Linked DNA regions of Homo sapiens: region 1 is linked to region 2. The links are chromatin loops, found by intact Hi-C in ENCODE. Cell type or tissue: CD14-positive monocyte. All regions are shown on one strand. Each heading gives the region's core, and the rest is flanking DNA. Links, peaks and the distances in the headings are about the cores only. Region 1 has its middle 67 kb from the start of CTSL. Region 2 overlaps DAPK1 (death associated protein kinase 1).

The links. A loop is a pair of places that touch in the nucleus more often than their neighbours do. Peaks named below come from ENCODE experiments on the same cell type or tissue, not always from the same donor. Only the 100,000 strongest peaks of a DNase experiment are listed, where the experiment ranks them.
Region 1: a loop joins it to region 2, with 3 times the contacts of the local background. A loop is called at or near these places in 9 of 110 quality-filtered maps.

The regions. Positions count from the first base shown.
Region 1 is chr9:87,785,806-87,801,198 of GRCh38, reverse strand. It overlaps the pseudogene CTSL3P and the pseudogene LOC100420576. Among named protein-coding and RNA genes, the nearest start is that of CTSL, 67 kb to the right of the region's middle. RefSeq lists enhancers at 468-968, 7,491-7,785, 7,711-8,910 and a cis regulatory region at 7,953-8,462. In CD14-positive monocyte, for the core only: a CTCF peak has its summit at 8,185; DNase peaks (open chromatin) are centred at 4,668, 7,678 and 8,248; H3K4me3 peaks cover 2,401 bases; H3K27ac peaks cover 5,217 bases.
Region 2 is chr9:87,706,201-87,721,593 of GRCh38, reverse strand. It overlaps DAPK1 (death associated protein kinase 1), which reads right to left. Exons shown (of 26, transcript NM_004938.4): 26 at 12,960-15,393. The coding sequence ends at 14,230. Among named protein-coding and RNA genes, the nearest start is that of CTSL, 12 kb to the left of the region's middle. RefSeq lists an enhancer at 7,008-8,207. In CD14-positive monocyte, for the core only: no CTCF peak of the experiment used is centred there; DNase peaks (open chromatin) are centred at 6,613, 7,943 and 9,533; H3K4me3 peaks cover 470 bases; H3K27ac peaks cover 1,979 bases.

The sequences.
Region 1 (15,393 bases), core at 4,446-12,445, 79 kb before region 2:
GCTCACTACAGAGCATAAAGATAAATGGATTAGAGCTTTTCACCGTGAAATGATACAACAATCTCTTGAATGGAAATTTGGGAAAACTTGTTTTTAAAATGACTTGGAAGTTTAGAAACCTTTTAAAACCCTAGATATGTTTAAAGAAAATGTACATATTTGACACACTTTTAAAAAAAGACTTTCTGGCAAATATATTCCACAAAGTTACAAAGTGAAATAGACCTGGAAAAAAATATTCTCAATGCATTTCACAGCTAGAGGGTTACTACTACCCATAATATTCAAAAAGCTCTCCAAAATTAGTAAGAAAAGGGCAGACATCCCAGTGGAAAGTGGTAACGCGTTCTCAGAAGGTTCCTACTGCCCAAGCCTGAGTGTCAGCTCTGGGCCCCTCTGCTGTCCAGCAGGGGCCACCTCCTGTTATGGGCCCCCCTTCCAAAACCCTGCACTCCCGACAGCAGGCGCTGGATCCAGACATGCTTTTGGAATTCTCGGGAAACACAAAGGGAGTAGTCCGGCGAGGCCTGGGAGGAATCTGTCACAGAAACCAGGGGCGGTGATCTAGGAACTAACAGTGGTCTGTCTGTGAGGGCCCCTGCACTTCCCCACCAGGTCTGGATTGGGGCTGCATTCCTGAGGCAGGAGGGAGTGTCCCTGGAGATTTTTGAGCTGGGCTGTGGCATGATCTGCTGCTTCTCAGATACCCCCCACCCAACCCCTAAACTCCTGAGCTCAGGCAGGTGGAGCCCACCACGTCAACTGCACTCACCCCTGAGAATCCTGTTTTGGGAATAGGGAGTGGAATTTAGTTGATATAAAAGGATTTGAGAGGGGAGTGTGGAATTAACGGCGCAGTGCAGGGCATGGCATGTGTGGTTTCTAATCAGGAGGTGCGTCAATTATATGAATCTGTAACATAGGCTGATTTATTTAACCAACTTAAAAGGTTAGAAAATCATTTCAAGCTAATTACCAAGAATTGGTCTAATTTGAAACAATATTTCAACAACAGTCCCCATGAATGCTAATTTACTGGTCAAAACCCACTCTGACATTGATGATGATACTCATGCTCTTTTCCTCTTTTTGTTCATAAAGTGGTCATTACATGAGTGAAACAGTCACAGGAGGGAGAGACAGCGAGGGAAGAAAGGAGGGAGGGAGGAAGAAGTGAGGGAGTGAAACATTAGGAGTTGGTGAACATTAGTTGATTGAGTGACTGAGTCCACAATTCCAAAAACATTCTTGGAAGACTCAAAATCTGTTTAATAGATTTCCAGTAGAACTGAAGAGCCTCTATAAAACCTTATATTTGATAAATTGATTCCACTTGATGGTAACTAAAATAATAACTGTCCCAGTACTCAAGCATAAACGTGCTTATTTGTTCACCAAATCACCTGCAAGGCACCTGAATGAAAGATGTCCTCTCCACCGCAGCTCCGCTCAGGGCACCCACAGCTGCAGGTGAGTTAACCTGTCCTGCCCTGCTTCTTCTAGGTCTGCCCTCCCATGACTCACCTGTGTGAGAAAATCATCTCCATGCTGCCTTCCTGGTGGAACCTCAATGGACCCAACCAGCTGATGTCACTGCAGCAGTTTGTGTGCGAAGTGCAGGACCAGCTGAACCCTCTGGTCATCCAGGGGTACCCCAGGTGCATTGCTCAGCAGCTCCACAGTGCAGGCGAGGTGAGCCCCTAGTAGTCCAGGCAGGAGGCTGTGAGGAGCACCAGGAACTCACATCTGTCCCAAATTCCAGTTCTTGGAGGTGGTATGAGCCTTGGGAGGCAGTGTGGAAATGGGCCAACTACTGATAATATTTCCAGACATGTGACAATCACGTACAGCCTCAAGTGACGCTCTGAACTGCAGTTCTCGGCTCACCTTAGAAGCTGTCATTTTGTCTTGTGTGTTGCTTTTGTTTCCAGTGCCTGATAGTTTTGGAGTGCAGTGCCCGCTGCCCTGGGTGACTGGGTCCCTCTTCGCTCCCCCTGGGCACCTGGTACTAACCTGCTATTACTGGCAGCCTTCAGGATGGCTGCTTTCCATGCGGTGTGGAGTTACCAGCTCCAAACAGGCCTCCTGGGTGCAAAAACCATTGAGAAAAGGCAGTAAGGTGTTCTCATGGAGACAATGTTTGGGGGACCTAAGGCAGAGAATGTGTGCGCAGACACAGAGGGTAATCATAATTCAAGGAACACATTCAACCCCCCAGCAAGTGATTCCTGGAAGAAATGACCCAAAATAGGAGGCTTTGCTCCAGTTGTGTGACATTCAACACTGGGGTGCGGTTTAAAAACCCAGCCATAGAGCAAAAATGCAAAACCAGTTATCTTGTAGAATGTTCCTACTTGTGGATTTATCTGTCTTTTCCCAGTGACATTTTAAGTTACCCTTCCATAAAACTAACAGAACAGTTGAAAGCAACAACTATCCAATGCTGTCACCAATTATAGTACCCTGAAAGGAGAGAAAGAGGGAAGGGAAGGGGAAAGGAGGGGAGGGGAGGGGAGGGGAGGGGAGGGGAAGGGAACTAACAAAACTAGGAAAGTTATAGTGGTAGAACAGTGGTAATTTCCTTCAATGGAATAATTTAATGTTAGGAAAAATAACCACCCAGTGTTCCTCTGTTTCCTCCATTTCCCTGGACTAGTGATAAGTTCACCATGGGCCACATGACTCTAAAGGTTTATTGCTGTGTTTTGTTTGCTCAAGAGCCTTTGCTCTTTGCTATGCATAGAAGTGCAGGGAAAGCCCTCAGGCCCCATCTCATGACATATTTCATGACCATGTTTATTCCATCCCTTGAACACTGAAACTTACCCAAGGCCCCTGCGGGAGGGCCACACTTTAGGAAACACAGTCATTCTGGTTGCTCTTAAAATAAGGGCACAGGATCTAAGAGTCAAGAGGAAATGGGAGGTTTCTCAGTTCATCCAGAGCATCACCCACCATGAAACACAGGGGCCAGGCAGTCTGCTCAAACAGTCCCAGGGATGGAGAATTGGAAAAGCAGATTTTAATTCCTACGTGAGCTGACACTTGCTACCTGTATTTCTCGTCCCTTGTTCTGTCTTCCAGGTTATAAAGAAGCCTTGAATCCTCCTCCACGATACTCGCTCCACTATTTGTTAGCCCAGCTATGATGCTGCTCACAGATTGTTTTCACTCCTAAAGACAGTGGCGCAAGGCAAGGTGACCTGGAGCCAGGCCATCCTGAGTGTCCACCCAGCTTCCCAGGAGCCTGTTGGAATTTGGAAGGACATTTCACCTGTCTGTATAGAGCCTTGTTTTTTGTTGAAAGCCAGGGGCTCAAAACTTGTGTTTTGGAATTTAAACTCTGAACGTTTGACTCTTTTACTTTCCATTTATCCTTTAATAATCCTAACAGTTCCCAAGATGAAGGCTACTTCTGGCTGAATCAAGGACAGGTTACCAATAAGAAAGTCAACAAGAAATGAACATTATTATTATCTTCATTCCTGTTACAATTAAGGGGCTAGGGAGAGGAGAGTGGGGAGTTAGTGCTGAATGGGTTAAGAGTTTCAGTTTTGGTTGAAGAGAAAGTTCTGGAGATGGAAGGTGGTGATGGTGGCACAGCAATGGGAATGAGCTTCATGCCACTGAATTGTACTCTCAAAAATGGTTAAAATGGTCAACTTTATGTTATGTCTATTTTACCACAATAAAAATATTAAGTTGGTTCCCAATAGGCAGGTGAGTAAGAAAAACTTGCCACCCCTTGGAGAGAGTACAAGAGGCTGGTGCGGTGGCTTATGCCTGTAATCCCAGCACTTTGGGAGGCCAGGGAGGGCAGATCACCTGAAGTTGGGAGTTCAAGACCAACCTGACCAACATGGAGAAACCCCATCTCTACTAAAATTTCAAAATTACCTGGGCGTGGTGGCGTGTGCCTGTAATCCCAGCTACTCGAGAGGCTGAGGCGGGAGAATCACTCGAACCCAGGAGGTGGAGGTTGCAGTGACCCAAGACCATGCCATTGCACTCCAGCCTGGGCAACAAGAGCGAAACTCCGTCTCAAAACAACAGCAACAACAACAACAACAACAACAAACAGAGTACAAGAACAAGTTGGGCCCACCAATAGTGTGAGCTTTCCCAAGAACAGTGGTGATAGCCTGGGAGACTGGTGAGCATAACAAGGGTGCATCCAGGTACCTGGTTCTAGCGTGTGAATGTGGCAAGCCAGCCTTGACTTCTGCCTTCCCAGAGTGTTCTAGAAGGTGAGCTCTGAGAAAGCAGGGGTGAGCTCTGGGTCTTGCATGCTGCAGCCAATTATCTGTCAGTCCTTGCAAACTTTGTAGGCTGCAGAGTGGTGCCTGGAGGGAGATCCTGCAGGGCCCAAATTTTAGCCGGCACTCAACTCTTCAAGCTGTGGGCCCTCAGGGCTGTGTCTGTCCACCCTATGCAAAGCCTCTGGATGGGTGATCCTGGGCACTAAGTCTTGATTATTCTAGGAATGCTGTCTGTCTCAGCCTTGATGGGATTTGTACCTAGATTATGCAGATCCCTCTGAGTTCATTGAACACTCCACCATGCAAATTGTAAGGCATCAGCCAAGAACAGCTACCTCTGTAACAGCAATGTAGAGAACTCATGGGGGAGGAGGATGGGGTGTGGGAAAGAAGGTCACCAGCCAGGAAGCATTACCCCATGGCTGAGTGCACGTGACCGATGAGTGAAAATGCCCTAACCCATCAAAGAGACTCTGACACTTTCTTTTCTATGTTTGTTAACCTTTATCCTTGCTAGTGCCTGAATAGAACTGGACATTAAAGTATGGCCATGGGAATTACAGCACAAGCCTAAGGAGAAATTGTAAACTTAAATTCTCCAGGCCTCATCAATCATCTGTCATTTCCTTTCATTTCCTGGTATTTCATTAGAAAGGAACTAATTAGCTCCTTTCTGTTTCACCCATGCTGCCCTTGAGCTCAGTTACTCCACCACAACTTCCCAGAACTACCACATTCCTTTATCTTTTTAAAACAAATTTGGATTAAATGCCACCCAAAAAAATCTAGTCTTTTTTATTCTTCAGGGAGCCACTCCTCCTCCCCATGGTTGTGAGGCGTCCTGGGGTCTTCTGAGCAGTCTGTCTTTTGCTGCCTTTGGTCACTTCAAGATGTCTGACCTGCCTCCCCACCCTCCATGCCAAGCCTGGCTGTGGAAATAATCCAGATCCTATGTGCTCTAAGCCCAGCCACCAAGGCATGAGTGCAAGCAGGCTACAGCCCTCGGCCTCCTGCAGAAACTCCTGCCCCTCTCGCAGTCTTGGGGACAACTATTCTCCTCTCTTCCTCCAACCGCACTAGGCCAGGAACAATTAATTTCTTGATAACATTGACCTCTCAGCTTATAGGGGAGGTTTTCAAATTGGCTCCTGCGTTTGGAGAATGTTTTACCGTCTTCAGAGCTTGACTTTCAGGACCATTGTGGACACAGAAGTCTATTTGGGAAGAATAGACTATTTGACCTATGGCTGAATATTGATTTTTTTATTTGCATGTCTGTTGTTAAAATCCTTGTCTTAAGTCAGAATTTTAAAAATCAGTTGATTTTTAAAATCCTTTGATCTCTTTCAGTGCATCATACATATCTGGGGGCACAAAAAGCAGAAACAACAGGGGAGAAAGCAATGAGGATGGGAGCTGGTTTGGCTAGGAAATCCCAAGGGCACAGGAACTTCTTAACCCTACATCGAACCACAGAAGAGAGCTCAGCAGAGGCAGCCTGTTGACATGGCTTCAGGTCATGTTTACAGCCTCGTGTCCCTATCTGTCCGTCTCTGTTCTAAGACCTCCCAGGTCTCAAGAGCTTATCACACGCCCTGTTACTTTCCTGTGTTTTCTGACAATTCTGCCTAAAATCTTCAGTGGTATGTCTTAAGGCAAGACCCAACAGTGGTGTTTCCATGAGATAGGGGCACTATTAGATTCCAAAACACCTTTAAGAAGAATAATAGTAGCTCTATTCTGGAGTTTTTTTTTGGTAACCACACTTATCTCTTTAATCTTCAAAATACCCACAGAGGTAGGCAGTTTAATTCCCCTTTTACAAGTGAGGAAATGTTGGCTCCATAAGTTTTAGAGACTTGCTCAAAGTTACATGCCTGTGAAGAATCTGAACCATAATTTATTCTCAGAACTATTTAATTCCAAAATCAGCAGTCTTAATTACTCTTTATTTGTTCATTTGATTATTGTCTGTCTCTGCCTGTCAACCATGGTGCTTATAACTTGCCTGACATCACATACATCCTAAATAAATATTTGTAGAATAAATGAATACTATCTCCCCTGAAAACCTAAGGACTGGAAGCATAATGGTGGCACTGCAAGCCACTGTTTTGTTTCGTAGTCCATTGAATTATCAGAGCCAGTGTCCTTGTGGCCCCTAAGGAGTCCAGACAAATCTGTGGCTCTCTGGTACAGGAGTGGAAATTCCTAGTTGCCCTGCAGAAACAATTCATGTTGAGACTTTTTAAGGACTTTATTCTTTTTCTGTTGTTTTTGTAAATATCTTGCACACTATATCAACCAGCTCAACTTATTACAAAGCTGAAAAATGTAAGTAAAGTATAAATCATAAGCAAACCCTTGTTCAGATAGAAGGAAAATTAAGTCTAGCCTCAAAAGATGTTTTCTTTCCCGTAATATCCATGTATTTAATACATATGGCCAGCATTGTTTCTTCTATCAGCAAACCACAGTCACATCTATAGGTGTCTGACTTTCATTGACTTCAAATGATTTCTGACTTTGTGGCACCCTCAGCATCTTGTCTCATCCCTCCTCTTCTCCTCTTAGATTCAGTCCCTTCTCTTGAGTTGGGAGGTTGTCTGGACAGTGTCTTTGCCATCTGCACTGCTCCTCTCCCCAGCCACCCACGTGCATTTGCCCTGCTGTCCTTCAGTGCATTTCCCCCAGGATGCTCTGGCCACACTGACCAGGTGTCTCCGTCTCTACCACTTCTCTTTCCCTGAATGCTGTCCTGTGTTTTCTGGAGCCTGTGAACTTCTTGTGAATGATAAATACCAAGAGCTTCTCAAAATGAGACCCCATGTTCTAAACAGAACCTGCAGTCAGGATTCCAGGGAAGGTCAGCGGGCTCCCACCCCCAGAAGCACTTTGCTGTGTAAAGCATTATGTATGGAACAGAGAGATCACCTGGGGCCTTGGAAAGACATTGAGGAAGGGGGCTACCGGGTTACCAAGTCTGAATTTCTGAAGATAGTTATACTAGGGATGAATTCAATGTAATTCATGAATTATTCATGACTCTCTAGACAGGTTAATGAATGTTTCTTTTAGCCCCTCAGGACTGGATCTCTGAATTGGTGGGGAGCTTCGTGAGAGAGGTCAGGGGGAGTTGGGAGGATACTGATGGAAGTGGGGAGGCCTGCGGTCACCCTGAACTTGCTTGTCTAAAAGTGATGAGAAGGCCTCACCCAAATGCAGGAGCCATGACCCTGACCCATCACTGCCCCACGTTATAGGAGACAGGACTTGACCATCCTCCACAGGTCAGAGCTATTGTCAATCAAGGTGACAGTGCAAGATGCGTTCCCACTCCTGACTCCACCCAATTGCTGTAAATAGAGCCCCTGAGTGCTGTTAGCTTATTTCGAAACGGGGAGACAGTTCAGCAAATGTTTCATCACACTTAACATTTGCTGAAAATACTAACACATTCCCCACTCAAAGATGAGTCACCGTAAGTAACTCAAGGGCACTAGTCCTGCTCTCCACATAAGGGAATATTGGTCCTGAGTAAATGGGACCATATTTAAAGGTAACAAAAGGGATAACATGGGAGATGATGGTGGGATTCGTATCCCAATGACTGCTTTGAGTATATTCTGGCTGGCCAGTGGGTTTCAGTTCCCTTATCTAGACAAAGAAATGCTCCTCATGACTGGCAAAAGCAGGAAAAGTTTTTATCATCAGCTCTATACCAAGGCTGCCGAGCCACTAGAGTGGTCTCTAGAAGACAATGTCATCAGCAATCACTGTTAGCAAGGAGCTTGCTTCTGTAGTGCTGTGTTGTTGCTAATAGTTTTTGTTACAGCAACTGCAATGTAGAAGACTTGATTCAGGGAAGGCAGAAACCGAAACTCGTGCCTTTGAGAAGGTTATGAGCAATGAAGACCGTTAACACCCACCCTCTGCAGGAGGAAGCTGGAAATGGCAAGAGGCACCGCCCATGGCTAGAGCCCCAGCACATGGGTCATGACTCATACTGTGCAGGTCAACTATGGGCCCTGCTTCCTCAGGCCTTGGTTGTGGATCACGCCCTTGATTCTTCCCTTTTAGATGCAGCCCAGTTGCTATGATGCTCCTTGAGTCAATGAGCTCTTTGGCTTGAGCAAGGAAATGGTCTGGCTTCACTTCCAAGAAGCTGACAAGCACCCAAAGGTCTTTTTTCTTTTCTTTTCTTTTCTTTTTTTTTTTTTTTGAGACAGAGTCTCACTCTGTTGCCCAGCCTGGAGTGCAATGGTGTGATCTTGGCTCACTGCAACCTCTGCCTCCTGGGTTCAAGCAATTCTCCTGCCTCAGCCTCCCGAGCAGCTGGTATTACAGGTGCCCACCACCGTACCAGCTAATTTTTGTATTTTTAGTAGAGATGGGGTTTCACCAGGTTGGCCAAGCTGGTCTCGAACTCCTGACCTCAGGTGATCCACCTACCTCAGCCTTCCAAAGTGCTGAGATTACAGGCGTGAGCCACTGTGCCCGGCCCGAAAGGCTTCTTTAGGCAGGTGACAGGACACGGGCGTATCCTGCAAGTGCTCCTAGCAAGCTCTGGGTTTTTGAGCCAGAGGCTTGGGGTTTTCCAGCTCTCAACCTAACATCCCCAAATGTTTGTGGTCCAATTCCTCCATGAAAAACAGGGTAAACACGCCACCCCTGCCAGTGGAGAATGGGTTCCTAAGAGCTGGGAGGCCCGAGTCAGATCTTGAGGCTCTTCACCAAGCAGATGCTGTTGAGCAAAGCAGCAACTTTCTCTCTCTCTCTCTCTCTCTGTCTTTATGTTTGGGAAGGAAGAGCCATCTCAATAGTTTTTCTCACAATTTCCTTTAAGGAAATTGTCTAGGACTCAGTGAAGCCTCAGACCTGTAGAAGATATGAACTGTTCCAAAGAACATATCTGGATTCTGCAATCTGAAAAGCTAGGACCAAGGCAAATGTAGGTACCAGTCGTCAGGAAGTGAGTACTGAGCATGTTAGGAAGAAATTTTTCAGAGGAGGGAAGCAAATAGTGAAGGAGACTCACCCCACTGTTATTCAGAATCATTTCAACTGCCCTCAACTTGTATCCTGTCAGATGGAGGAGGGTAGCCAACCTTACTCTTGAGGCTGAATCAGCCTTCTCTTTGGGCCTTAAAAATAACACTCATAAGAGAATGTTGTTTGTCCTCCCAGCCCTGCAGAGATTTGCATCCATGAGGGAAGCATGGCTCAGTTATAGGCAGACATCAGCACCGTGTGGTTCCCTGCTCTTCATCCACCTCAAGGGAGCATCAGGCACCACACATCTTTACATCTTTGTCTATTTGCTGAGACCCTGTGAGTGTAGCATCAGCAGGTTTTATAAGCCAACCAGTTTCTTCTCATTCCTCTTCACAGAATAAGAAAACTGGAGCTTAGAGAGGTCAAGAAGTTGTGCCCTGATTCTCACACTGGAAGGAAGCCCTGAGAACCTGCACCCATCCCCACCTGGCCTCCCTCACCTACTTGGGAATAAGCCCAGGAAACACAGGCTGATTCTGGGATGATGTTGGAGAGGCCCTACATCCTGCAGGCACTCCCTACTCCACGGTACCCAGTGAGTCAAAGGCTTCTAGAAAGACATTTAGTCACTCAAAGCTGCTGCAGATCCCAGTGTCCAGGGAGGAACTTTCACTCTGGAAAACAGGAGCTCATTTCCCTTTGAGGAAATCATTTCTTTAGGATATCATTTCCAGCCACCACCCAGGATCCTGAGCAGGTGCTGCAGCTCCCAAAGCACCACTGGCGTGAGAAGGTCAAACCTTACAAATACCATGTTATTGTTCCTGTGGAGGACTGCTTCTGCCAGAGAGAGTCCTATCAATACCTCCAATGAGGTGTGACCTTTTTACAAAATGACCTCAACATTCTTTACTGAATGATGACTGTGTGGCCTCTCTTATCTGTTTTTTAAATTCCTCCTGTCTATCTTAAATTTCACATCTTTTGACCAATACCTTCTTAACGACCCACTCACAAGTCCCATGCAAACACCATCCTACTCTCTACTTCTATGAGTTCAGCTTTTTTAGATTTCACATATAAGGTCGATCATGCACTATTTGTCTCTCTGTGCCTGACATGTTTCACTTAACACAATCTCCTCCAGGTCCATCCATTTCACGCAAATGACAGGATTTTCTTCTTTTTTAAGTCTTAATAGTATTCCATGGTGTATATACGTCACCTTTTCTTCATCCGTTCATCTGTTCATGAACACTAAAGTTGACTCTGTATCCTGGCTATTGTGAAGAGGGCTGCAGTGAACCTGGGAGTGAAGATAGCTCTTCCATGTACTGGTTTTCATTCCTTTGAAGATAGAACCCGTTCTGGGACCTCTGCATTATTCAGTAGTTCTATTTTTTGAGGAATCTCCACACTATTTTTCCATTATATGTGTAGTAATTTGCATTCCCTATATCCCTATTATTATAGGTCAAACACAAAATACAATGGGTTATATTTTAGGTCCTATTGAAACAGTCTCAAGACATGTATACCTAATTTGATAAGTTTGGGAGCATAATTCAATAATATAAGGAACTGTATCTTCGCTTTTAACATATATGCTTACCCACCACAATAACATTATAATTAATTTCACCAATTTGGTAACCTGGCTCATGGGAAGAAAGAAATAAGTGAGATTACCTGTGCATCAAATCCTTGAATAAATATTTTCTTAAATAACCAACACCTCTGGAAAGATTCTATCTTTGACCCCATAATAAAGGGGTATAAGATTAGCCCTACTGGCTGGGCACGGTGGCTCACGACTGTAATCCCAGCACTTTGGGAGGCCAAGGCAGGTGGATCACGAGGTCAGGAGATCGAGACCATCCTGGGCAACATGGTGAAACCCATCTCTACTAAAAATACAAAAATTAGCTGGGTGTGGTGGTGGGTGCCTGTAGTCCCAGCTACTTGGGAGGCTGAGGCAGGAGAATCACTTGAACCTGCGAGGCGGAGGTTGCAGTGAGCAGAGATCGCACCACTGCACTCCAGCCTGGGGGACAGAGCGAGACTCCGTCTCAAAAAAAATAGGTTAGCCCTACTACATGCAAATGTTTACATATCTCATTTAATCTTCACAACGATCCTGTGAGGAAAGTAGAATTGTTATGCCCATTTCCTGAGTAATGAAACAGGCTAAGGGGAGGTGTGCAACCTGCCCAAGACCCCAAAGCTGGAAACCATGGAATGGCTGGTCTCTCCCAGTGCTGCCTCTGCCACATCCTCCCCGGCCCTGTCCCTGTGCTCTGGGTGCCTGCAATGATTAAGGGCAGATGTGAAGAGGGAGCACAGGAGGGCTTTGACAGAGGTGTTTCAGGAAGAGGAGGCAAGACCCGCTGCCTAGAGGTGGGGAATGATGTTTCTAAGTAAAGCAAAATCAATACACAGAGGGCAAATTCATTATCCACTGATATGCCGTTCTCAGCTTGAATAACTATTTTTGTTTCAACTTTTGAAACATTGCTTAGCTTCCCAACTGCTTGATGTGGCCCCATCATCTTTGTGAAAGTGGAGTAGCCTCTCCCTATACAGTTGCAACTCTTTCCCACCTAAGGTCCAACACTTCTCATTTATTTTAATTTTAAAGAAATATAGAGCATTGTAAAAAAAAATTTTCCAAACAATAAAAAAGTAACAAATATGAAGGAAAAAATAAAATGTCAACCAGCAAATAATGTTTTACTTTTTGTGGAAAAGAAAAAGAGAGAATACGAAGGCATATATGTGTTTGTTCTCAGGTGCATAAATAAATTCTAGAAGGACACCAGGAAGCTAACAATAGATCCCAGCAATTTGGGAGGCCAAGGCGGGCGGAGCATCTGAGGTCAGAAGTTTGAGACCAACCTGGCCAACATGGTGAAACCCTGTCTGTACTAAAAATACAAAAAATTAGCCAGGCGTGGTGGCAGGCACCTATAATCCCAGCTACTCAAGAGGCCGAGGCAGGAGAATCACTTGAGCCCTGAAGGCGGAGGTTGCAGTGAGCCGAGATCACTCCATTGCACTCCAACCTGGGCAGCAAGAGCAAGACTCCATCTCACACACACACACACAAATAATAAAAAGAAACTAACAATACATGTTGTACGGGTGGGCTGGGGACTGAAGTGCATAAAAAGTTTTTACTGTCCACCTTCTTGTATTTTGGAGATAGGGATTTAAATTATGTGACTTTATTTTCTATTATAAAAAATTTTTGCCAAAATAAAAAAACTGATTCACAAAATAAAACATAAAGTAAAAATCAGTGTTTCCAACACTGTTCCCATTCCTTCCCATTGCAAAGATAATGGTTACTATTTTAATACATATGCCTCTAGGCTTTCTCTGTATATAAACCTATGTTCACCTATTAAAATACATAGACATAGTTATTTTATTCTATTTTGACTTTTAATGGGATCATACTATGTACATTGTTCTGGAATTTGCTTTTTGCTCTCAGTGGCATATGAAGGATACATTTCCATGTTTATACCGATGGAATCATAATTAAATTTTCCCTATTGATAAACACCTGGATTTATTTAAAAATCTGTGAATATGTGACATTTAATATTTATACTTCTATGACTATTTTTATGAGATGAAAATGGATTTGCTGGGGCTGGGAATGTTTCCCTTAAAAATAATGAACAATTCCAAGTCCAAAGACAAGAATATCACATCCCTTTATAACAGTAAACAAGAGGACTCATTCCTGCACACTCTCACAAACTCTAAATATCAGCAACTTCTACACTTTTGAAAAAGTCAATGATTTGAGATAGAAAGAGATCTTGATTTGCCTTGCATCTCATGGGCCCTAAGAGGGCTCAGCTTCTGCTCCTGGTGTGCCTCTCTTGATGCTCACATCTGAGAACAAAGAGGGGCCATAGCTGGACTCCATGGAGGGGGCGTGGCTTCCCCTCCTCAGTCCTTGACTCAGAAGATTTCATCACATCACAGGAGGAGCCATGAGACATCAGTGTCATCTAGGACAGAGGTGGAAAATGGAAATGCTGGGGCGGAGGGGCCTGCAAGAAAGTGCCCATGAATGCTGACGGGAGTCTGGAGAGGCAGTGAGTGTACCCTTGCTAACTGAAAGGTACACTCCTTACCGAAAAAAAAAAATCACATTCCAAAAAGTGGTCACAACGGTACACCTATCCATGGAGCAGAGTTGGCCACCAGCTACACGCCGATCTGAAACAGTAGAGTCTGGTTGTCCAGAGAAATATATGTAAATGTCAGATTTTGGCTTCTATAGAAAAAAAATCCCTTATGTACAAAATTCTAATTTTTAACTAATTTTTTTCTTGTTTCTTGTTATGTTAATTTTAAACTTTCAAAATGAATCTTAATTTTTAGAAAGCTCATAAAGTGCTTATTTTCTCCTCACCTAGACTGAAAATGGAAGGTAATAAAAGAGTAATGATGAGTTTTCCAGGAAGCAAATATTAGGAATTTGCTTATCTTTATTTTAGTATTTATCTATGTGCATATAGATACATTTGGAGTAAAATGAAACTTAAACCTAGTATTACATTGAATGACTTGAAATGGCTATTTCGAAGGTCAAAAGTAGTCAAATGTCAGCAATGTCTTATTAATCAAGGAAAAGCTAACCTGCATTCTTGTTAACTCCACAGCCAATTTATGTTAAAATGTCCAGACCTTTCCGCAGGAGGTGGGAACAATACCATTGAAGAGCTAAGACTCTTGTGAATGAGTTTGGTTGTTTTATGATCTGATTCAGGCTCTGGCTCCATCTCTCTGTTGCTTTGATTACCAACTGGGTGGGAGTTGTGGTAGCAGTTTTGGTAGCAGCCTCAACCAAGGCAAGCAGCTGTGTCTCTTACATGAAGTGTCTGCCTACAGGGGCAATGTTTTCCAAAAGTTTCTTCCTCTTCAGAGAAGCCTTTTTGGCTCTGATTGTAAATAGTGACTAGGCACTGACAGTCAAAACGTTCTGTGTTGCTCTGAGGTGTGAAACATCACCTGTTTGGTGAAGTAACATCCCATAACTGCTACACCTGGGCCTCTCCAGCCAGATGATTCCTCATGTCATGGGGCCATTTGTCTTCATCGTGATCCTCATCCCCACCACTTAGCATCTGCAGAGCCTCCTCGATAAGATGACACTGCACTTGATGCTTCCCAGAATACTAGGAAGATGAAGAGTACAATTGATCCAGTCATCTGTTGGATGTGTACATTTGAGTATGAAACAGAGCTCAAACATACCTGTAAATCTGAGCCTATCCAGCCCACACGTGGTTGAATAAACTCATTGCACCTCACCAAAGAGTTTCACAATGGCTATTTCTGTTGCAACAGAGGATGAAGCACATGCTCTTTCCAATCAAAAGATGTTGAGAAAGGCTCCAGGTCTCCTTGGGGATCCCAGAATCAGACTGAAGATTTGGAAGGGCCTCTGTTGACCACTGAGTCAACCTCCCCAGAACACTTTTATAGAGCCCTTGACCAGTGAATAACCATCAAGTCTCCAAAGATTTGGGGAATTTTCAGACTCCAGGGAAAATTCCATGGATTAAGAGGTGGGATTTTTGAAGACTTTCATAAAGAAATTCTCAAATCAAAACACACTTGAAATTATCATGAGAAGACTAATATACAATTTTGTTCCAGTTGGTCGTCCTTAATAAAAGTGATTTCAGGTGGGCATTGGGTTGAACCAAGACCATTATCTTCCATTGTTGCCATTTGATTTCAAATTGTACCTTGCTGCTTTATATCCTCTTTAGTTCTATCTTGTACCAGATAGAGGCAGAATAGAAAGAAAATGGGTTTTAACAAAACCTATTCGTGCCAACTTGAATAGTAAACACCTATCTGAGGAAAATCTCAAACTTCCTCTAAGATTTCAATAGGATTCTCCAGTTCATAGGCAGGTTATGTGTCTCCAGTGTGTGGCCAATTGTTGTTTAGGAAACAAGATGTCTTTTCCACTGGAAACCCTGTTGGGAAAAGAAAGAGAGATCAGACTGTTACTGTGTCTATGTAGAAAGAAGTAGATATAAGAAACTCCATTTTGTTCTGTGCTAAGAGAAATTCTTCTGCCTTGAGATGCTGTTTAATCTGTAAC
Region 2 (15,393 bases), core at 4,233-12,232:
CACATGGGTGGTGGGGAGAGGAGCAACGCAGATAGCAAAGACACTGTCCAGACAACCTCCCAACTCAGGAGAAGGGACTGAATCCAAGAGGAGAAGAGGAGGGATGAGGCTGGGTGCTGAGGCATGCCCCAAAGTCTTTGAAGTCTGAAAATCAGACACCCGTAGACTTGATTTTGGTGTCCTGATAGAAAAACAAAAACAATGCTAGCCATAATTTTTAAAGGCTTTCATATTTTGGGAAATAAGCTTCTCATTTGAGGCTAGATTTAGTTCCTTCCCTCTGAAACATGTTCAATTCATGATTTCTACTTAATTCAGATTTTCTAGTTTTGTAACAACTTAAGCTGGTTGATCTAGCTTTGCAGGCAGGCAGGCAGGCAGGAAGGAAGGAAGAAAGGAGGGAAAAGAAGGAAGGAAGGAAGGAAAGAAACAGTAAAAGAAAAAAAAGGAAAGAAGGAAGGAAGAAGACTACAAAAGTCTCAACATGAAGTGTTTCTGCAAGTAAACAAGGAATTCCTGCTTTTGTACCAAGGACTCCATAGTTGTCTGGACTCCTTAGGGGCCACAAGGCCACTGGCCGTGATGTTTCAGTGAACTGTGAAACAAAGCACTGACCCGCTGCTGTTCCACCATGATGCCTCCAATCTCTGGGCCTCGAGGGAAGATAGTATTCGTTCATTCTGAAAATACTTATTTAGGATGTACCACTTGTCTGGTGAGTGGTGAGCATGATGGCTGACAGGCAGACACAGGCAATAATCAAGTACACAAGTAAAGAGTAATTAAGTCCGCTTATTTTGGAATTAAATAATTTGGAGTTCAAGTCATAGTTCAGTTTTTGACAACCATGTCACTTTGGGTGAGACACTTAAATGTATAGAGCCTGCACTTCCTCACTTGTAAAGGGGAATTAAAAATGTGGGTATTGAGAAGATTGAAGCAGATAGGTTAGGTAGTGCTTAGAAGGCAGTTCCAAGCACACAGCTACTATTCTTCTTACAAATGTTTTGGAAGGTTAGAGTGCCCCTGAATCATTGAAACACTCTTATGAGAGCCATACCTTAACACATATTACTGAAGATGTTAGATAGAATTGTCGAAAAACACAGAAAAGTAATGAAGAATGTGACAAGCCCTTGAGACCTGGGGAAGGCCAGTCAACTGAAGTCTTAGGACAGAGCAGAGAGAGATGGATTAGGGATATAGGGCCATAAGCATGATCTGGAGCTATGCCAACCCACTATCTCTGGTGAGCTCTTTTCCATGGTTTGATGTAGGGTGAAGGAGCTCCTGGGCCCTTGGAGTTTCTCAGCCAAAACAGCTCCCATCATCATTGCTTTCTCCCCTGTTGTTTTTTGGTTGTTGAGCCCAAAAGTGTGTGATGCCTCGAAAGAGGTTAAAGGTGGGCATCACCTCTCCCTAAAATGCAAGCTTAACCGGCAGTGGCCCATCTGGAAGGCTTGTGTTTTTCTCCTTCTTCTCTTGCATATTCTCAGAAACATAATAAGCACATCAAAAAATGACTTTTCTTGATTTCTAGCCAGAAAAATCAGGACTTCCTTGACTTTTAGTGGACTGACCATTGTGTTGTCCTGGAAAGCCAGATGTGGAGCAGACAGGAATGAACATTTGCCTTCAAACTTCAGTGTCCTGGCCTGTTCGTAATTTGATGAAAAAGGCATTGATTTATTTAAAAAATGTAGAATATGTGAATGTTTAATTACCAGATAGAGCAAGTAACCCACCATCTCTCTGGCTTATAAACAATAATGGCCCACATCCCCTCCACCTTGTTCCTAGAGCACTAAGCCTGTCATTGAGGTGGCTTGGTTTGGAAATTTCCCTTTGAAATTTCTAATGAATAACTTGCTGGTGGCCGTTTTCAAGGATTCTCAGAGGACCTTAGCCTTTTATCCTTCCAGCAGTTTCATCTGTTATTTTTCAATAATTTTTTAGGTGAAAAACAAATAAAACAAGTGATCATTATGAAAAACATAGATAATACAGATAAGCAAGACAAATGGGGGGAAAATACCCAAAGACTCACCTAAAATCCCACTGTCCTTGTTGGCCTCCTGAAACCAGTGGTCAACTGGGAACACACTGCTGACTTACGTGCCAAGCACCACATTCGCCTTGTTGTGTATTATGGCATTTGATTATCAGAATAACCCTCATCCCCATTTTACAGATGAGTACAGTGAGGTTAGAGAGGTTACGGAGCTTGCCCAAGGGCACAGGGCTAGTCAGTGAGGAAGCCAGGATTTGGTCTCAGGAGGTGGAACTCCAACAAATGGGGATGCAGTGCTGCAGGGGTGTATGGGACCCTGGTACTGAGGGCTGACAGTCATTAGGAGAATTGCAGGAGGACCACAGGGGACAGTTTACGCTAAACCTGACCTTCTCCACAGTTCACAGGAGCAGCAACCAAGACATCACACCCTCCCAAGAGTCCCAGCCGAGAGGTCATTTCCCAGCATACAGTTCCCAACTCTCACCTCCTGCTTCCATTCAAAACTTCCTCAAAAGCACTTCCTGTTTTCTGTGACTCTCCATTGAGTTTTGGAGAAATCTTATCTTGTCCCTGGGGTTCTGACGCAGGTCACAGAGCAGGTGGAGGGTGGGATGGAGGGGAGAATACTCACAGTCTGACCTCAGTCTCATGCCTGCAGACCTGTGGTGTATATAACACAAGGGGGGTGATACTTTATTGTGCAAATATGATTTTTTTTCCTTTTTTGTGTTCCCTTTTCAAGGACATCACCCCTATACAGACAGGGATATTGTTTTCTCACAGATAATCAGAATTTTAACAATAGGAATGTAAAGAGAAAAAAGAATCAGTGTTCAGAATTAGACTTTCCCGATAGATTTCTGAGTTCACAATGATCCAAAAGCCAAGGCTGAAGAGAGAGGAAAAGATTTTCTCAATTCCTGGAGCCAGTCTGAAAACCTCTCTTATGAACCTAGAGGTCAGTGTCATCAAGGAATTAATTGTCCATAGCTTGGTGGAGTTGGAGAAAGAGGAGAGAAGAGTCACCTCCCAAACTTGGGGAGCAACAGGGGTTTTCTGCAAGAGGCTGAGGGCTGTAGCCTCCTTGCACTCATACCTGGGATGGCTGAGCTTAGAGCATGTGGGCTCTGGAATATTCCCACACTCAGGCTTGCATGGAGGGTGAGAAGGCAGGTCAGACAGGTTGGGATGACCAAAGGCAGCAAACGCAGACTGCTCAGAAGACCCCGAGACACTTGCACAACCATGGGAGGAGGGGTGGCTCCCTGGACAATGAAAGAGACTAGATTTAGGGGAGTGCGATCCAAGCCAAATTTATTTCAAGAAGATTAAAGGAATATGATAGTTCTGGAAAGCATACTGGAGTAATGAAGCCCAATAGCCGGGGTACTGCATGGGTGAAACAGAAAGGGGCTAATTAGTTCCCAGAAAATGGGAGGAAATGGTCAAGTGTTGATGAAGCCTGAAGTTTACAACCTCTCCTTAGGCCTATACTATAATTCCCATGGCCACATTCTCATGTTCAGTTTTATTCAGGCACTAACAAGGACAAAGGTTGACAAACATAGAAAAGGAATGCTAGAATCTCTTTAATGGTGTGGACATTCTCTTCATCAGCCTCATGAACTCAGATTTGGGATGATGCTTCCTGGCTGGTGCTGTTCTTCCCCACACCTTGTCTTCCTCCTAGCTGACTTCTCTGCATCACTTGCATGGCGGAGTGTTCAGGGAACTTGAGGGATCTACACACTCTATGTACAGACCTCATCCAGGCTGTGCCAAATAGTATTTTAGAATGGTCAAGGTTTAGTGCCCAGGATCACCCATCCAGAGGCTTTGCAAGGGTTGGACAGACATGGCCCTGAGAGAGCCCATGGCTTGATGAGCTGAGTGCAGGCTGAAGTTCAGGCCCCACAGGCCCTCCCTCTAGCAACTCTGAGCAATCTACATAGTCTGCATGAGCAGACAGATAATCTGCTGCTGCATACAGGACAAACAGAGCTCACCCCTGCTCACTAAGGCTCACCTCCTAGGATGCCTCCTAGGCAGGCAGAAGTTAAGGCTGGCTTGCCACACTCACATTCTAGGACCAGGGACCTGCACCTGCCCTTGCTACGCTGACCAGTCTCCCAGGCTGTCACCACTGCCCTTGGAAGAGCTCACACTGCTGATATTCCAATCTCCTTTCTTGCTCTTGCCAAGAGGTGGCAAGAGGGTCTCCTTATTCACCTGCCCACTGAAAACCAAAATTTTTTTTTTATTATAGTAAAATAGACGTAACATAAACTTGACCATTTTCACTATTTTTGAGAGCGGCATGAAGTTCATCGCATTGTTGTGCCACCATCACCGCCATCCATCTCCAGAACTTTCTCTTCATCCCAAACTGAAACTCCTAACCCATTCAACAGTAAATCCTCATATCCTTTTCTCCTAGCCCCTTAATTTAAAATGGATAAGGATAGTATTTTTGAAATAATAATGTTTATTTCCTGTTGACTTTCTTATTGACAATCTGCCCTTGATACAGGCAGAGGTATCCATTGTCTTGGGAATAGTTAAGATTGTGAAAGGGGAAATGGAATGAAAAAGAGCCAAATGTTTGGGGTTTAGCTTCTATTAATAAAACAAAATTTTTGAGACCCTGGCTTTCAGCAAAAAGCCAGTCTTTATAAACAGAGGCAAATGTCCTTCCAAATTCCAACAGGCTCCTGGGAAGCTGGGTGGGCACTCAGGATGGCCTCGCTCCAGGTCACCTTGCCTTGCGCCACTGTCTTTAGGAGTGAAAACAATCCATAAGCAGCATCATAGCTGTGCCAACAAATAGTGGGGCGGGTATCGTGGAGGAGGATTCAAGGCGTCTTTATAGCCTGGAAGACAGAACAAGGGATGAGAAATACAGGTGGTAAGTGTCAGCTCACGTAGGAATTAAAATCTGCTTTTCCAATCCTCCATCTCTGGGACCATTTGAGCGGAGACCGACTGACCCTCATATTTCATGGCGGGTGATGCTCTGGCTGAACTTCGAGACATCCCATTTCCTCCTGACTGTTGGATCCTATGCCCCTATGTTAAGAGCAACCAGAAATACTGTGCTTCCTAAAGTGTGGCCCTCCCGCAGGGACCTTGGGTAAGTTTCAGTGTTCAGGGGATGGAATAAACATTGTCATGAAATATGTCATGAGACGGGGCCTGAGGGCTTTTCCTGAACTTCTATGCATAGCAAAGAGCAAAGGCTCCTGAGCAAACAAAACACAGCAATAAACCTTTAGAGTCATGTTGCCCATGGTGAACTTTTCACAATTCCAGGGAAATGGAGAAAAATGAAGAGCACTGGGTAATTTTTTTCCCCTAAGATTAAGTTATTCCATTGAAAGGAATGTTAATTATTCTAGGACTGTAACCTTCCCACTTTCTCTCTCTCTTTTGTTTCCTTCCTTCCTTGCCTTCCTTGCTGCTTTTTTTTTTTTTTTTTTTTTTTTTTTTTGCTCTGTCTTGCTCTGTTGCCCAGGCTGGAGTGCAGTGGCACAATCTCGGCTCACTCCAGCCTCTGCCTCCCGGGTTCAAGTGATTCTCGTGCCTCAGCCTCCCCGGTAGCTGGGATTACAGGAGCGTGCCACCATGCCTGGCTAATATTTGTATTTTTAGTAGAGACAAGGTTTCGCCATGTTGGCCAGGCTGGTCTTGAACTCCTGGCCTCAAGTGATCTACCCGCCTCGACCTCCCAAAGTAATGGGATTACAGGCGTGAGCCACCGTGCCCCGCCCTTCCTTGCTGCTTTAATTTTTTTCATTTGGAATTTTTTTCTCTATTTATTAATTTCTTTCTTTCCTTCTCTTTCTTTTGGGGCACTATGATTGGTGACAGCATTGGATAGTTATTGTAGTTTCTGTGTTCTTTGCAAAACAAAGTGTCAGAGTGTCAGTCCTCCATGTTCTTTATAAAAGTTTGCTATTTCATAACATTCCCAAAGTGTGGGAACCACTGGCAATAGCAAGGCGTCTCAAGGTTTAAGAGTCAGTTAAAAAAAAAAAAAAAAAAAAAAAAAGGCGGCCAGGCACGGTGGCTCATGCCTGTAATCCCAGCACTTTGGGAGGCCAAAGTGGGCGGATCATGAGGTCAAGAGATCGAGACCATCCTGGCCAACATGGTAAAACCCCGTCTCTACTAAAAATACAAAAATTAGCCAGGTGTGGTGGTGCGTGCCTGTAGTCCCTGCTACTCAGGAGCCTGAGGCAGGAGAATCACTTGAACCTGGGAGGCAGAGGTTGCAGTAAGCCGAGATCGCACCACTGCACACCAGCCTGGCGACAGAGTGACAGAGCAAGACTCCATTTCACAAAAAAAAAAAAAAAAAAGCTACTCTTTATTGAAAATAGCTTTAAGGGGCAGAGAGAAGTTATAAGATTCCTTTTTATTTCTCATTTTCAAATAAAAAATGAAAATAGTAATTCCAAAATGACAAGAGAGAATCTATTCAAGCGTTTAGTGTACTTTTGCCTGGCTTATGGAGGGATAAGATAAAAATGTCACTGGGTGAAAACAATGAGATAAATTCACAGCTGGGAACATTGCACAATATCACCAGTGTTGCATGTTTGCTCAGTAGCTGGCTGTTCTCCATGTCAGCAGGATGTATGTGGCTTGTTTTGACTCCAGGTCCTCCAGGAGTATGTGTCCAACCACCAAGGTGGGCAGCAGAGTTTGGAGGCCAAATCCTTTGGTACCTGGAGCGGGATAGCAATGGAACCACACAGAGAATGGCCCAGAGCACTGGGAAGGGTGCCTTCTCAGCAAAAGGCACCTGCACAGAAATTCAGCCCATAAAGCCAGGCAGAGAAGGACATGAATGACAATTGGATAATGAGTGTTGGCATTAAAAAGCATTTAAAATAAGTCACTAGACAATTAAACTTGCAATGTCAGAAAATCTTACAGCTTATGTATAATCAAATGAAACTAAACTTGATAGAGTGTTCACCAGATTTGACAGTAATCTTTAAAATTTATGACATTGCCTGTAATGGGTTTTGAAGCTCAAAGTTTTCTAAACTGGTAATAAATGTAATTATTGAGTAATTAATCTCTTGTGATGGTGGAAAGAATGAATTTTTTCCGTTCTTGCTAAAAGAGTAAGATTATAAAAGCTGTTATATGTAGCAAAAAATTTGGTAAAAATTATTATAAAGTGTGTTAGCCATTGATTAATAAAATAATGTTTTTCTGGAAGAAAAGAAAACCAGATAGAGTGCAACATAAATGCAAAGTTTTGCTCAGCAATTAATGTTTTCTCTTTTTGGATTTTAATTGTTATGTGCCGACAGCCCAAAAAGCCACATATATCATGTCCAGTCCGAAATACAGAAAAAAATGTGCATAAAGATGTTTAGCCCAGCTTTGTTTTCAACAGGGAATAACGCCTGAGTGTTTCACAGTAGGGAATTGGGATATGACAATATTATTATAGCATTTTGCAGCCGTTAAAAGGAATGTTTCTGAAAAGCTTCTAATAACATTGTAAAAAAGCTGTGTCATAATCTTCCGTTTAAAAAAAGCAGGGTATAAAATTGAACACTTCATATGATTTCAGCTACATTAAAACATGTCTAGAAAATACAACCAAAGGGAATAAAAACTTTCATTGCCTCAAATTACCCCAAAGGGAAAGGGCAGCCCATGGCCAGGAAGGGCCAGCCTCAGAAGGACTGAAGTTGCTGACTTGTGCCTACGGCGGCAGCAGCTGCTGGTTTCTCCTTCCATGTTAATCTGGGTCACAGAATCTCGTGATTTACAGAAGCAGCTCTGGCTCATTCTTGGGTGACTGGCCTGCCTTCTTGGAAGACAGGATGATGCTCATCAACGCTGGCTGTGACGCAACCTGAGGACTCTGCAAACCTCCCGTGGGGTCACACACTGGGGCAGAAGCCCCAGCATCTGAGTGTCCGCTTTGAGGATGGAGCGAGTGGGATGGGTGAGGCAGAGAGGAAGAAACTTCTCCGGATGTCCTGGTTAGTCACCCTGATTGTGGGAAATGCACACTCATGGCTGAATCAGCAAGAATCAAGTCTCTTGGTCAGAAAAAAAAGCCATTATGGCCTAAGAATCTCTCATGACACACACACACACGACACACCACACACACACCACACCCCCCCCACACACACACCACACACACACCACACACCAAACACACACACCACACACCAAACACATACACACCACAAACACCACACACCAAAAACACACACACCGCACATACACACATCACACACACCACACACACCAGATACACACATGCACACACCACACACACCAAACACAACACACACCACACATATACACATACATATGCCACACATATGCGCACACCCCACACACACACCACACACGCACACACCACACACAACCATACCACATGCACACCACACACGCACACACCCTACACACCTCACACACACACCACACACACATCACATAAACACACACCACACACACCCCCACACACACCACATGCACACACACCACACACACAAAGCACACACACATGCACACACATCACACACACACATATATGCACATACCAAAGACACAGACTTACCCCCATATATACATGTGTATACACATGCGCAATACACATATACACATGTGCATATGCACACTAACTCTGCTACACATATGCACATGACACACGCACATACATTAATATACATGTACACAAATGCACACATTTATGCACAAAATACAGATGCATACACCTGCATATCCGTGTACTCTCATGACACACACATGCACACACACATACAGACTGCAGTGTAATATACTTAGTAGAATAGGATGAGGGGCCCTCAGTTGGGGTCAGATGGCCTGATGCTTAGTCTGAATTGTTAATAATTGAACTGTGTAATTTTGCCTGAATCTTTTCATCTCTGCTTCCAGCTGCCAGAGTGCGGTTGACTCAAACCATCTGGAAGTTCTCTTTAGTTGTAAAATTCTGTGATTTCAATGGAAAAGATGGTATCATTCATCCAGAGCTCACCTGAGCTCCTTCTCTCTACCCTGAGGAGAATCCTGGGGGCTGGAGTCACAGCATAGGGTGCTTGGGAGGCCGTCCTCACCCAGCACCAGCCCCAAGAGTGTTGCCACCAGGGATAGCCCAGCGTCCCCGAGGACCTCTGCTGTGGGCATTCCTGTGGCTTCTTCCCCCTCACACCCACACACTTCTTCCCTCCTTTCTGATAAAGAATCAAGAATTTGCCGTGGGAGCAAATAGGCAGGAACCAGCAAGCTTCTGAGGCCCAGCGCTTCCAGGAAGAGATCAGCAGCTGTCTGTCCTGAAGGTATTTCCAGGGTTCCTTTCTGCTCAGCGGAGGTGGAAGGGAGCTCACTGCTCCTTAACTCTCCCTGTCAGAGGTGCCCCTGGTCCACCCTCTCTGGCCATGGCATTCATTTAGGGCAGACAAGCGGTTCCTGTCCTGAGTCAACATCTGGAAGCCACCAGGCCCTGGGCTGGGAGGATTTGGAGCCTGTCATCAGCATGTGACTTTTGGTTGTGATGCTACAGTCTGACCTCACCCTCAGGTTGCCACCCAAAGCCCAGCTATGCTCCAGATCGCTGAAGATTGCCCTTGAGAGCAAATTCCTCAGGCAGCTGTGGAGCTGAGCCCTGAGGACTCAGTGAGCCAGGGCTGGGCCCTCACCCTCACACTATTCCTCATAAACAGTTCAGTTTAAGTTCTCAGGAATGCATAGTCCTGCAAAGACTGTGGCGCTGGGTCTCAAATACGAATTCAAACTAAAAACAAAACCCTCTGCCAATCAAAAGAGGAAAGAAGCCAAACAGAACTCTCACTTCTTCCCCCTCTGAGGACCACTTTAAAGTTTTTTTTTTTTTGAAATAACAAATATTAAATTCTTTAAAAAGCAATCAATCCCTTTTCCTGTTCCCCTTTTCTGGGGGGCTCCGCTTGGCTGAGCTGCTCTAAATACAGTAGGTAGTCTTGTACATTACTCTGCCAGCTTTATTGTTACCTGGACATTTTTAGGTTTCAGCTTTATCTTTTTAGTTTTTTTTTTTTTTTTAAAGAAAACTGTGGTAATATAGAGAAACACAAAATTTACTACTTTACCCAACTTGAACTGCACAGATCAGTGGCATTCAATACATTCATATTGTTGTGCCATCATCACCATGCCCTCCAGAAACTTTCTTCATCTTGCAAAACTGAAATCATCTTTTAATTCATTCATTCGTTTATTTTGAGATGGAGTCTCGCTCAGTCGCCCAGGCTGGAGTGCAATGGAGCAATCTCATTTCACTGCAACCTCTGCCTCCCGGGTTCAAGCAATTCTCCTGCCTCAGTCTCCTGAGTAGCTGGGATTACAGGCGCCCCCTCACCACGCCCAGCTAATTTTTTTGTATTTTTAGTAGAGACAAGGTTTCACCATGTTGGCCAGGCTGGTCTCGAACTCCTGACCTCAAGTGATCTGCCTATCTTGGCTTCCCAAAGTGCTAGGATTACAGGTGTGACCCGCCACGCCCGCCTCCATCTTTTTATTCTTTTTTTTTTTAGACGTAATTTTTGCGCTTGTTGCCCAGGCTGGAGTGCAGTGGTGCGATCTCAGCTCACTGCAACCTCTGCCTCCTGGGTTCAAGTGATTCTCCTGCCTCAGCCTCCTAAGTAGCTGGAATTTCAGGCACACACCACCATGCCTGGCTAATTTTTTTGTATTTTTAGCACAGACAGGGTTTCACCATTTTGCCCAGGCTGGTCTTGAACTCCTGACCTCAGGTGATCTGCCCACCTCCGCCTCCCAAAGTGCTGGGATTACAGGCATGAACCACTGCACCTGGCCCATCTTTTTACTCTTAATGAAAGCTTCCACTTCTAAGCTCAGATCTGCGCACTTCCCTCTTGGTTTTACAGCCCGGCTATTATCTAGCCATTGTTTATGCAAGAACAGCCACGCTGGGCCCCTCACTTTGGAGTGACTTTTCTGTGGTCACTCTATCAGGGCTTAGTAAGACCAGTGTGGACTCTGAACAGCGACAGGGCCAAATATAGTTTTATGATTTTTGTGAATCCTGTAGTTGTCACCCTAACAGCTTTTCTACAAAATAGACCAGCAAAATTTCCACCAAGTTCTGATTCCTTTTAGAAGGTGTAGGGGTTGAGATTTTGGAACCCATTGCAACTCCCACAAATGCCTTCAAGCCCACACCGTACTGGCTTTGGGTCCCTGGGATACTTTTGTCCACACTGGAGACCTCAGGCACCCCAAGGTGGCCCAAGTTTGGACGTGGTACCCAGAGGCTGTTACACTATAGTAAAGAGGTGACGAGGAACATGGCAACTGAGTGCATTTCACAGCAACTCTAAGAGACAGGGTCCCATGATTGGCTTTTCTTTCTGACTCCTAGAATTTGCACCTTTTGATTCTCACTATGGACACAGGAGGTAAGCTATGGTCTTGTTTCCTCCCACCTGCAGGGGAGAGAGCCAGCTGCATACAGTGGGCAGTGGCCAGTTTCAGCCTGACCAGAGCTCCTGGTACAGAAGCTCCTGGTACAGACTCCAAACTGCCCCCTGAAGAGTGCCCCAGGGCATTTCCCAAGATGGGGCAGTGAGTTGAGTGATCCTTAAGCTCTTGACCTTTGGGTTGCAATGATTCCTGACTGTGGTCCCAACATTTCAGGAGCCCGGGGACCCCACAATCATATGAACAGGTGCCTGTCCTAGGACTTGCATAAAACAAAAGCACTGGCTGGGTATTGTGGCTCATGCCTGTAATCCTCTCACTTCAGGAGGCAGAGGTGGGAGGATGACTTGAGGCCAGAAGTTTGAGACCAGCCTGGGCAACATAGTGAGATCATCTCCTTAAAAAAAAAAAAAAAAAATTAGCCAGGCACGGTGGTGTGCCCTTGCAGGCCTAGCTACTCAGGAGGTTGAGTTGGAAGGACTGCTGGAGCTCTGGACTTTGAAGCAACAGTGAGCTATGATCATGCCACCGCACCACAGCCTGGGTCACAGAAGCCAAGCCCTCTCTCTCAAAAAAAGTATTAAGACTTTTGCAGTAACTCAAATGTGTCTCCCCAGCATCCTCCCTCACCTTTCTTCTACTAACAGAACCCTAGTCTTGGGGAGAACTGCTTCTCCCCCAACAGCTCATTGGGTGATGAGGCCAATCCTAGTAACTCTGTCTTTTCCAAATTTGCACAGGGATAGCTATGTGACACAAGCTAATCGAATCAGAGTCCCACTCTGGGATTTTACATATAGATGCTGCAAGAGACAAACCCCTTCTCTCTGGTTTTTAGCTTACCTGCCGCTATAGGAAGCAGTCTTTTGAAGCAGGAGAGAGTGAAGCCAACACTCAGGAAGGAGCTGAGACAAGAAAAGGAGTTTCCGCTCCTTAAGGCGACCACAGTTTCCCTTTCAGTCTCATCCTTTGTAGACACACCTATGTCTAGTTTTAATTTTATTCATCAGGACTTCTTTTCTCATTATGAAAGTTAATCATGTTTATTGTGGACAACTTGCTTGAAACATAAATGAACTATAAATGTAAGAAAGGCACGAAGGTCTTTTTGCTGTAGGTTTTCTCTTCCTCCTGGTGCCATCCCCATCATTTTTGTGTAGAAGTCGCAAAGCTTCCTCTGTTCCCTGTTGCCAAAACTAAAAGAGTCAGTTTGGTTTTTTGGTTCACCCGAGAAAAATCTAAGGGGCCTGTTTTATTTACAATGGGAAGAAATGTGAAAATTATCTGAACTCTTTTCACTTTCCCACACCATTCCTAATTTGAGTAATAATCGGCATCTCAATAACCCTGAGAGTTGAGGTGTAATGATTTTCTAGGTTTTGGACTGGGTTGTCCTGCTATGTGGGGTGACAACAGTAAAACCACAACAAGTAAAAAGAAATCCTTTTGAATTAAAGATCAAAAAAACTAATGCAACGAGCAACAGTTTATTTATAAAAAAAGAAAAAAACAAACAACTTTTTAACGACATTTTATAGATTAAGTAAAAATACCAGTATTAATATATATGTATATACATAGTGCATATATATATATACATATGATATAACATTAACATTACATGCTTCTCAGGACAGAAGAATTAGGACATGTTCCCTCCTATCAATTTAAAACTCGATCACAATTTAAAATCATGGAAGAAAACTTGCTTCCTTTATTTTCTGCTTTTAGACTTCAAGTACAGGAAGTTATGAAACCAGGATCTAAATGTGGAAACCATCTGCTATGCACCAATTATAAGGGACTGCCACAAATGATGAGTCAGGGGTCTTCTGAATTCTTACATAGGTCTCTGTAACCCTACAACTGTGTCAACCTTCTACCTGAGATGAGAGGGAATGATGAAGCATGACAGTGTGTAGGTTTCATGTGGACGTTCACATTGACATTGGAACAAAAGCAAACGGAAAAATGTCTTCCTAGAGCAACAACACTGATCATAAAATCACCCTGGAGGAGGATTCCCTTCTCCCCTTTCCTTGCCAAACAAAACAGAAAAACTGTCAGAAAACAATACAAAACAAAACTCAGGGTGAAGCACCTCTGGCGATGATCAGCATACAGCAAGGGACAGAGAGGTAGCGTTTCCTTGGTGACAGCTCCTGGCTGACTCCGATGATTTCAAACACACCCTCTTCTGCAAAAGGCACTCACATATTGTCTGTTTATAAATCATACAGTGGGATTCCATACATGGGAGTTTCTCCTACAAATATAAAAGAGATAAGCTGAGGAAATGGTATAACAAAGAAAAGCGTATAAGAAATACACATTTTGGATAAATATGCACTTTTCTTTTTTAAAGGACAATCAATATAGTAGTTAAAAAAAATGTCATTGAAAAGTTAGGAATTCCAGCAAAATTATCAGTAAGAAGCAAGGTACTGGAGGATGAGAGATGGAGTCCAAAACACTGAGAGGAGGTACACTAGCTTTTCAAGCGGCCAAAGTAAAAGATCTGTTCTGCTCTTAAACTGCAATGACCATCCACAGACAACGGAATGAGACGGGGAGGGAGGTAGCGGCAGAGAAACAGGTCAAGCCGGAGGGAGGAGTGGCATCCCCCTGGCTGTGGGTGCAGGAAGAAACACCCTCAGCATCTCCAAAGGGAAGGATGGGCTACATCACCCCCTTGCTTCTGCAGTCCAAACAGACCCTGCCCAAGCCAGAGGCTGCCCTCACCGGGATACAACAGAGCTAATGGAATTGTAAGAGGTGCCGCTGTTGCAGCTCGAGGCATAGGCCTCCTGGCCATTGCCATCCAGGTTGATTTTGAACACAGAGGATGCCTTCAGCAAAAAGTCTGCGGCATCCCGGCGACCCAGCTCCCTCAGTTTGGACATGAGGGTGCCCACTGTGCTCTCAGGGTAGGTGGTCCATTCCCGCAGCAGGGCGTGGAGGGGGCTGGGGAGGAAATCCTTGGGAGCCCCGTTACTGGTGTTGTACTTTGCCACGAGGTCAGGGAGGCCTAAGTTCATGGCGAGAAGGCACCAGTCCTTCCCCAGGGGGTCGGGCGGGTCCAGCAGGCGACTCAGTTTCCTCCGAGTGAGGAGGTTCAGGTCTGATGCATGGATGTCCATGCCGAGGCTGGCCTGTGAGTAGACGTCGTGACACCCGAAGCACATGATGCTGCTGAAGCTTTCCTTGTACCCCCCCATGGTGTTGGTCAGTGAGGTTTCCTTCAGAGTCTGTGCCCGGAAGAAGTCCCGTGGCTGGTAGATCATGACGGGCTCATGGTGCTCCCGCAGCTGCTGGGGGCTCAGGTAATGCTTCACGGTCAGGAGCCCTGGCAGCGTGGTGGCCATGACGTTCTCAATGGTGCTGCACACCGAGTCCAGCAGCAGGCAGCACTTGATCTTCTCCGTCTCCAGGCCGCGGACCTGGACCTCAATGCCCTGGCCGTGGTTGACCAGCAGCACCAGCAGCTCGGCCCCACGGTTGGCCAGCTTGCAGCCATTCACCCACAGGCGGATGTCCGCGTCGCCCTCTGTGCTTTGCTGGTGGATCCACCGGCACAGGTTCACCTGGACCTTGTGAAAGATGCCACATGGGAAGGGGGTGAGGTGTTCCACGGGCACGATGCGCACGCCACCATACACCATCACCTCGTCCTCCTCATCAGCCCAGGAGCGGTGCAGGTTGTCTGTCTTGATCAGGGCTGGGACGTCCACCATGGTCCCGCTGCTCAGGTCCCGGGCGCAGATGTCCATGGCATCGAGGATCTGCAGCAGCTCCTCCACGTCGCTGTCGGGCACCAGGCGCTGGATGTCCTCCACGGTGTAGCGGCCCCGGTAGTGGTGCAGCGCCCGTGGGGTCTCCACGGACAGCAACTTCCCCAGGAC